Linked DNA regions of Homo sapiens: region 2 is linked to region 1. A link is an interaction called in ENCODE POLR2A ChIA-PET data of the cell type or tissue named here. Cell type or tissue: MCF 10A. All regions are shown on one strand. Each heading gives the region's core, and the rest is flanking DNA. Links, peaks and the distances in the headings are about the cores only. Region 1 has its middle 180 kb from the start of ARL4A. Region 2 has its middle 8.3 kb from the start of ARL4A.

Region 1 (2,917 bases), core at 310-2,809:
TTAGCCTTGTGTTATAGCTGTTTTAGCACTGCCATTCAGCAGATCCTGAATTCTTGCCCTGAGTTCAGGAAGAATGAGGTATGCAGACAAGTGGAGAGTAAGCAAGACAAAGAGGAAGCTTTATTGAGTGATAGAACAGTTCGGAGGAGACCTGCAGTGGGCACCTCCTCTCTGTAGGCAGGTCGTCCTGTCGAGTGTTCAGCTCTCAGCAGAGAGGGAAGTTCCTCTATGCTGCTGGTTATCCTGTCTTCTCCTCAGCTCTCAGCACAGAGGAGACTCTGGGGTGGGCAGCTCCTCTCTGCAGCTGGTTGTCCCATCATCTCCCCATAGTCTCTCTGTCCTGTGCTTGAGTCTGGCGGAGTCTGGGGTTTTTATGGGCCTCAGAGGGGAAGAAGTACATGCTGATTAGTCCATGGGTGGCATGGGCAGACCGAGGGAAAAGCACCACAAGTTTCCACTCCGGTCTGTGGGACTGGTGGCCTGACCCCCAGGCTTCAGGTTCTCCCTGGTTTGAAGGTTGGGCTTCACTGAGGACCAGCCCCCTTCGGCCTAGGAGCCTGTCTGCTTCCTGCTGCTTGTTAATGGCACCCAGACTGTTCATGCCAAGGCATGCCTGCAGGCCAGTACCAGGCTGTCCTCAGTCCCTCCTTGGCCTGCCTCCCCTGCTTGTTGGCACCCAAAGTCTGTAGGGAGGCTGACATCAGGGAGAAGCCAGGCAGTGGAAGCAGGCACTTTCAAGTCTGTGGTAGGGCAGGGGACCATCCCAGGTGCCTGAGAGTGCAGAAATGCCTGAGTTCACAGCTGCAGAAGGGAGGCTGCAGATGCACCTGGGAGCTCCCACCCCACCTGCAGGAGCGGGGCTCCCACTCGTCCCTGGCTCCCATTGGCTCTGTACAGCATGCAGCCCTGGCTGTACCTCCTTGCAGCCCGGGGTGGGGGCTCCAGGTCCTAGCTGGGCCCCTCTCTGCCTGCTCCTTTATGCCCACCTGCACTGCTCTTCCTACATTGGGTGGCTTAGTTTGGACCCATTGCAGTGGCCCCTAGAGGGCTGGGCTCCCGGGGGGCTCCCAGGGGCAGCCCTGGGGATTGTCTGCCTCCACCCTGTGCCCTCCGCGCAGTGGTGGAGGGTGAGAGTGGTGACACAGGTCCAGGGTCTGAAGTGGCGGAGGCTTCACGCCTGGGAGTGGATCCCCGCCACGTGAGGGTGGGGGTGGTGCAGTTGGCTGCCTTAGGAATGCTGGGCACAGGGGCCACAGGGCACAGGGGTCCCACTGCCACTACTGCCACTCCCACAGCCACTTCTGCCACTGCTCCTGGTGCAATGGCAGCGGGCACTCTGGATGGCTCACTGCTACCATTATTGGGGTCCTCAATTTCAGGCCTTGGCTCTTGGATGGCATTTCTGGACCTGTGCTGGGCCAGTGGGAAGCCACTGCTCTGAAGGCTGAGTTCCAAGCCTGGCAAGCATCACCACAAGTTGACTAAAGAGCCCTTTAGCCTTAAGTGAACATCAGCAGTAGCCTGGCAGTACCTGCTGTGAGTCTGTGGTGGGAGATGCTTCTCTGCCTGTGGAAAGGGGAGGGAAGAGTGGGAAGGACTTTGTCTTGTGGTTTGAGTGCCAGCTTAGCAGTAGAATACAACATCAGATAGATTTCCAAGGTTTTTGCCTCCAGTCCCTGGCTCCCAGACAGCATTCTGGACCCATGTGGGGTCTGGAGGAACACAATACCCTGACATGAAGGACACAAGTCTGTCTGGCTTTACCTCTTTCTGATTGTAGAGCCCTAGAGCCTTGAGTGAACGTAGACAGTAGTCAAATAGTGGTTACAGTGGGCCCTGGGTGAGAACCAGTGCTGTGCTGGCCTCAGGTCTAAAACAGCACAGTCCCAGTGGTGGTGGCCACAGGAGTGCTCATGGCACCCTACCCCTAGCTCAGGTGGCTCAGCACAGAGAGAGTGAGACTCCATTTGTTTGGGAGAAAGTAAGAGAAGAGAACAAGAGTCTCTACAGAAGTTGTAGTTGTAATCCAGAAAATTCTTGTCCAAGACTACTAAGGCGGTACCTCCATGGGTCTGCAGGAACCACAGGATTACTGGGCTTAGGATGCCTGCGAATGCAGACACAGCTTATATTACAACATCCAAGTCCTTTCAAATACCTGGAAAGCCTTCCCAAGCAAGGCAGGTACAAACAAGCCCAGACTGCAAAGACTGCAATAAATGCCTAATTCTACAATGCCTAGACACCAGTGAATATCTACAAGCATCAAGACCATGCAGGAAAACATGACCTTACCCCTGAACTAAATACACCAGGGACCAATTCTGGAGAAACAAAGATATGTGACTTTTCAGAGAGATAATTCAAAATAGCTGTTTTGAAGAAACTCAAAGAAGTTCGAGTGGGTAAATAGTAATAGAATGAAGACAGAGGAATTTTGACAGGTGATCTTGAATAATAAGATTATCCTTAATAGATTTCTTCGTTAATCACAAGGGAAAAACTCTTAAAATTCATTAGAAACTTCTAAAGGGGGAGGAATTGAACGTTGTTTTAGACAGCTTTAATTAGATTAGGTGTCTTTGGAATAGCCCTATTGAAAATAATTATGGATGACTTCGCATCAAAGCTAAGTCTTTAAGAACAAAAGATTTCTGGGAAGCAAAATAGTTTAAGGGATTAGTGATTTGGTTTATAAGAGCTACTTGGACTTAATGAGTTCATATTTTTTTGGTGGTGTTAGTCGGGTCAGTGGGTTTCATTCCTGAGAAAAATCTGCTGTGAGGCAACAGAGCGATGACAATGAGGGCTTAAATAACACATGAGCTTGTAAAGACTTTAAATGTCACCCAGTACAATGTGTTGAAACACGATAACTGGAAGATTCCAAAGGCTAAGACTTTACATAAAGCTTTTA
Region 2 (2,917 bases), core at 237-2,736, 170 kb before region 1:
AATTTGATGACTGGTAGTGGTTTAAGAATGTTGTAGTTACCTTTGTCCTTTAGGTATATCTCACTGGAGGTAAATTCTTGTATTTTAAGGTCACTTGGAATTGTTATTTTATGTGGGATTATGTTTTAGATATATTTGTTTCACAAAATCTCTTACTTGCTTTGTAGACATGTTGAGTCTGGTTTATTTAATATATACAGTTCTTCAAGTATATTTAAAAATACTGAATTTGGGACAAAAAATTTTACACACAATACTTTAGGAACCTCTCTTTTAAAATTGATGTACATGAATATTTTCCACAATCATGAGGAATTTTTTCTAGGCAATATTTTTCTTCTCAGTTCAAGCAGTAGAATTGTTTTGTGAAAATTTAAGTAATTTACATGGAAGACATCTGATATATAACAGCCCTCTGATTGAAAAAGAACTCTTCCTGTTGCAGCTCTTTGTAATGTCAACGAGAATCTGAATATTTGTTTTATGGGGTTTTTTCTTTGTTCCTTTTTAGTGCAGAAACTGAATAACTAAACAGCAGGGGATTAGAAATTGTGGGCATCCAGTGGGCTGTTGTATTTCTTAAGTATTCAGATGAAAAGTGCTTGTTTCCCTTAATCTGTCATCTACCTGAAGATACCCAGAAATGGGTGAGTGACAAAATGGAGTTCCCTAGAATGACATTTTTCTAAACTGGCTATACTTCAGAATGACTTAAGGAGCTCTTGAGATTCCTACACTTCACTTCAGACATTTTGAATGGAATCTTTAGGAAATGGGTCCAGTAATTTATATTCCACCTCTTTGTAGGATGTTTTTTAAACACACCTAGATCAGCCAGATTTAGAAACCATTGTTTTGGAACTTAAAAATTGTGGGCTGGGGATGCCAGAGGGATAATACTTTTAGTGGCAGGAATAAAGGGATCATAAATAGAACTGGCCTAGTGAAACTTTACCTGTCTTAGACCCTTTTCTTCTACATAGTGGAATGTTTTTCATTGGCTTGACATTTATGTCATAATAACCAAACAGAATGCTGTCTGATCCAGGGATGTCTCAGATCAGATGGCTTAGGAGAAATCTGAGCAACCCCAGGGAAAGGCAATATGGAATAGACACTTTTCCTTTTACTAATTTTATATATATTGTATGCTTAATAGGTGATATCTTAGAAATTTACAAATAGTCCTGCCCATCTCACAAGAGACCAGTTAAAGCTTTAGAGATGAAGTACTATTAATAAGTAGTGCCTACAGTGTTGTTTTTTCTGTAACCCTTTTGAGAACTTTGAATGTCACGGGTTTCAATGATGATAGCCAATTATTTTGAGGACTAGCAGATATGGTAAGGAAAAATCAAAGACCTATCACAGTAGGAATACTTGAAGAAAACGGGCAGATCCAAATGGCTTATAACCAATAGGCTAAACCCAAGATGCATTTGATTCATCAAATAAGTAAAACACGTTCAGTCTATTCTATAAAGAAAGATGGTCTTTCTTGCTTGATCAATCTGTCAGCAGCTCTCATGTTAGAAACTGGGTGTTTATGTTAAATTATACAGGTAGAGTATTGACATGTATTAGCTGTGTAACTGAATGCAAGTTACTTAATTTCTCTTAGCTACAGCCTTCTCACCTTTAAATGGCAACATTATCTCTCTTACAAGGTTATTTATGAAGGAAGCTTTATGAGTCATCTGGCATGATTTCTAGCAAGTAGACCAAACATTCACTCAGGTATATGAACAACTGCCTCATGCTGCCAGGTGTTTAGAATATAGCAATCACCAAAACAGAAGGGTAGTTTGTCTCTTTCCTACTCTAGAAAGTAAGCTCCACAGGGACGGGGCATTTATCCATTGCCATATCCCTAGCTCTTATAAACCACACAGCACATACTAAACACTCACATATGTGCATAGTTAACAAATAAATGAAGCTTAATTCTAAAGGGATATCAGACAAAAGTTAATAAAATAGGCCGGGCGTGGTGGCTCACGCCTGTAATCCCAACACTTTGGGAGGCCGAGGTGGGTGGATCACGAGGTCAGGAGATCAAGACCATCCTGGCTAACACGGTGAAACCACATCTCTACTAAAAATATACACACAAAAAATTAGCCGGGCATGGTGGCACGCGCCTGTGGTCCCAGCTACTCAGGAGGCTGAGGCAGGAGAATGGCATGAACCCAGGAGGTAGAGGTTGCAGTTAGTAAAATAAAAAATGTGAAAAGTGCTATGAAGGAAACAGAGGGCTAAGGATGAGAAAACAATAGGGGTGACTTTCACTGGATAAAGTGGTTGGAGATTTTTCTGATTTATCTAAAGAGCTATGAGAAGAGTAGAAGAAAGAGCATCTCAGGCAGAGGGAACTTTATTTGCAAGGGCCCTGAGATGGAAAATCACTGAACCGAGTAGACTAAGTATGCTTAGAACTGGTGAGCAATCGACAGAATGGCAGGATATGAAGTTGCAAAATCAGAATAGAGCATTTACCTGTCTGACAATTGTATTTTTAATGATAGTTTGCTTTTACTTGGTCTTTATATATTTAATTACAAATTACTGATATTTTGTTTAAATCTACCACATTTTTCCATTTGACTGTTTATTTTTATGTCCTTTCTTTCTTTTAGATTAAGTCTTTTTTCTTCTCACCCCCTCACCCCTCCCCCCTGGTTATACATTCTTTTACTATTCTTTTTGTTATTCCATAGTTGCAGCATACATCTTTTTTTTTTTTTTTTTTGGAGTCTCGCACTGTCACCCCGGGCTGGAGTGCAGTGGCGTGATCTCGGCTCGCTGCAACGTCTGCCTCCCGGGTTCGAGCGATTCTCCTGCCTCAGCCTCCCAAGTAGCAGGGATTACAGGCGCCCACCACCACGCCTGGCTAATTCTGTATTTTTAGTAGAGATGA

The links. ChIA-PET counts read pairs that join two places held together with the same protein. Peaks named below come from ENCODE experiments on the same cell type or tissue, not always from the same donor. Only the 100,000 strongest peaks of a DNase experiment are listed, where the experiment ranks them.
Region 2: POLR2A ChIA-PET joins it to region 1 with 7 read pairs; 2 of 35 experiments call an interaction of 5 or more read pairs at or near these places.

The regions. Positions count from the first base shown.
Region 1 is chr7:12,863,625-12,866,541 of GRCh38, forward strand. No RefSeq gene overlaps it. Among named protein-coding and RNA genes, the nearest start is that of ARL4A, 180 kb to the left of the region's middle. In MCF 10A, for the core only: no CTCF peak of the experiment used is centred there; no DNase peak of the experiment used is centred there.
Region 2 is chr7:12,694,488-12,697,404 of GRCh38, forward strand. No RefSeq gene overlaps it. Among named protein-coding and RNA genes, the nearest start is that of ARL4A, 8.3 kb to the left of the region's middle. In MCF 10A, for the core only: no CTCF peak of the experiment used is centred there; a DNase peak (open chromatin) is centred at 1,714.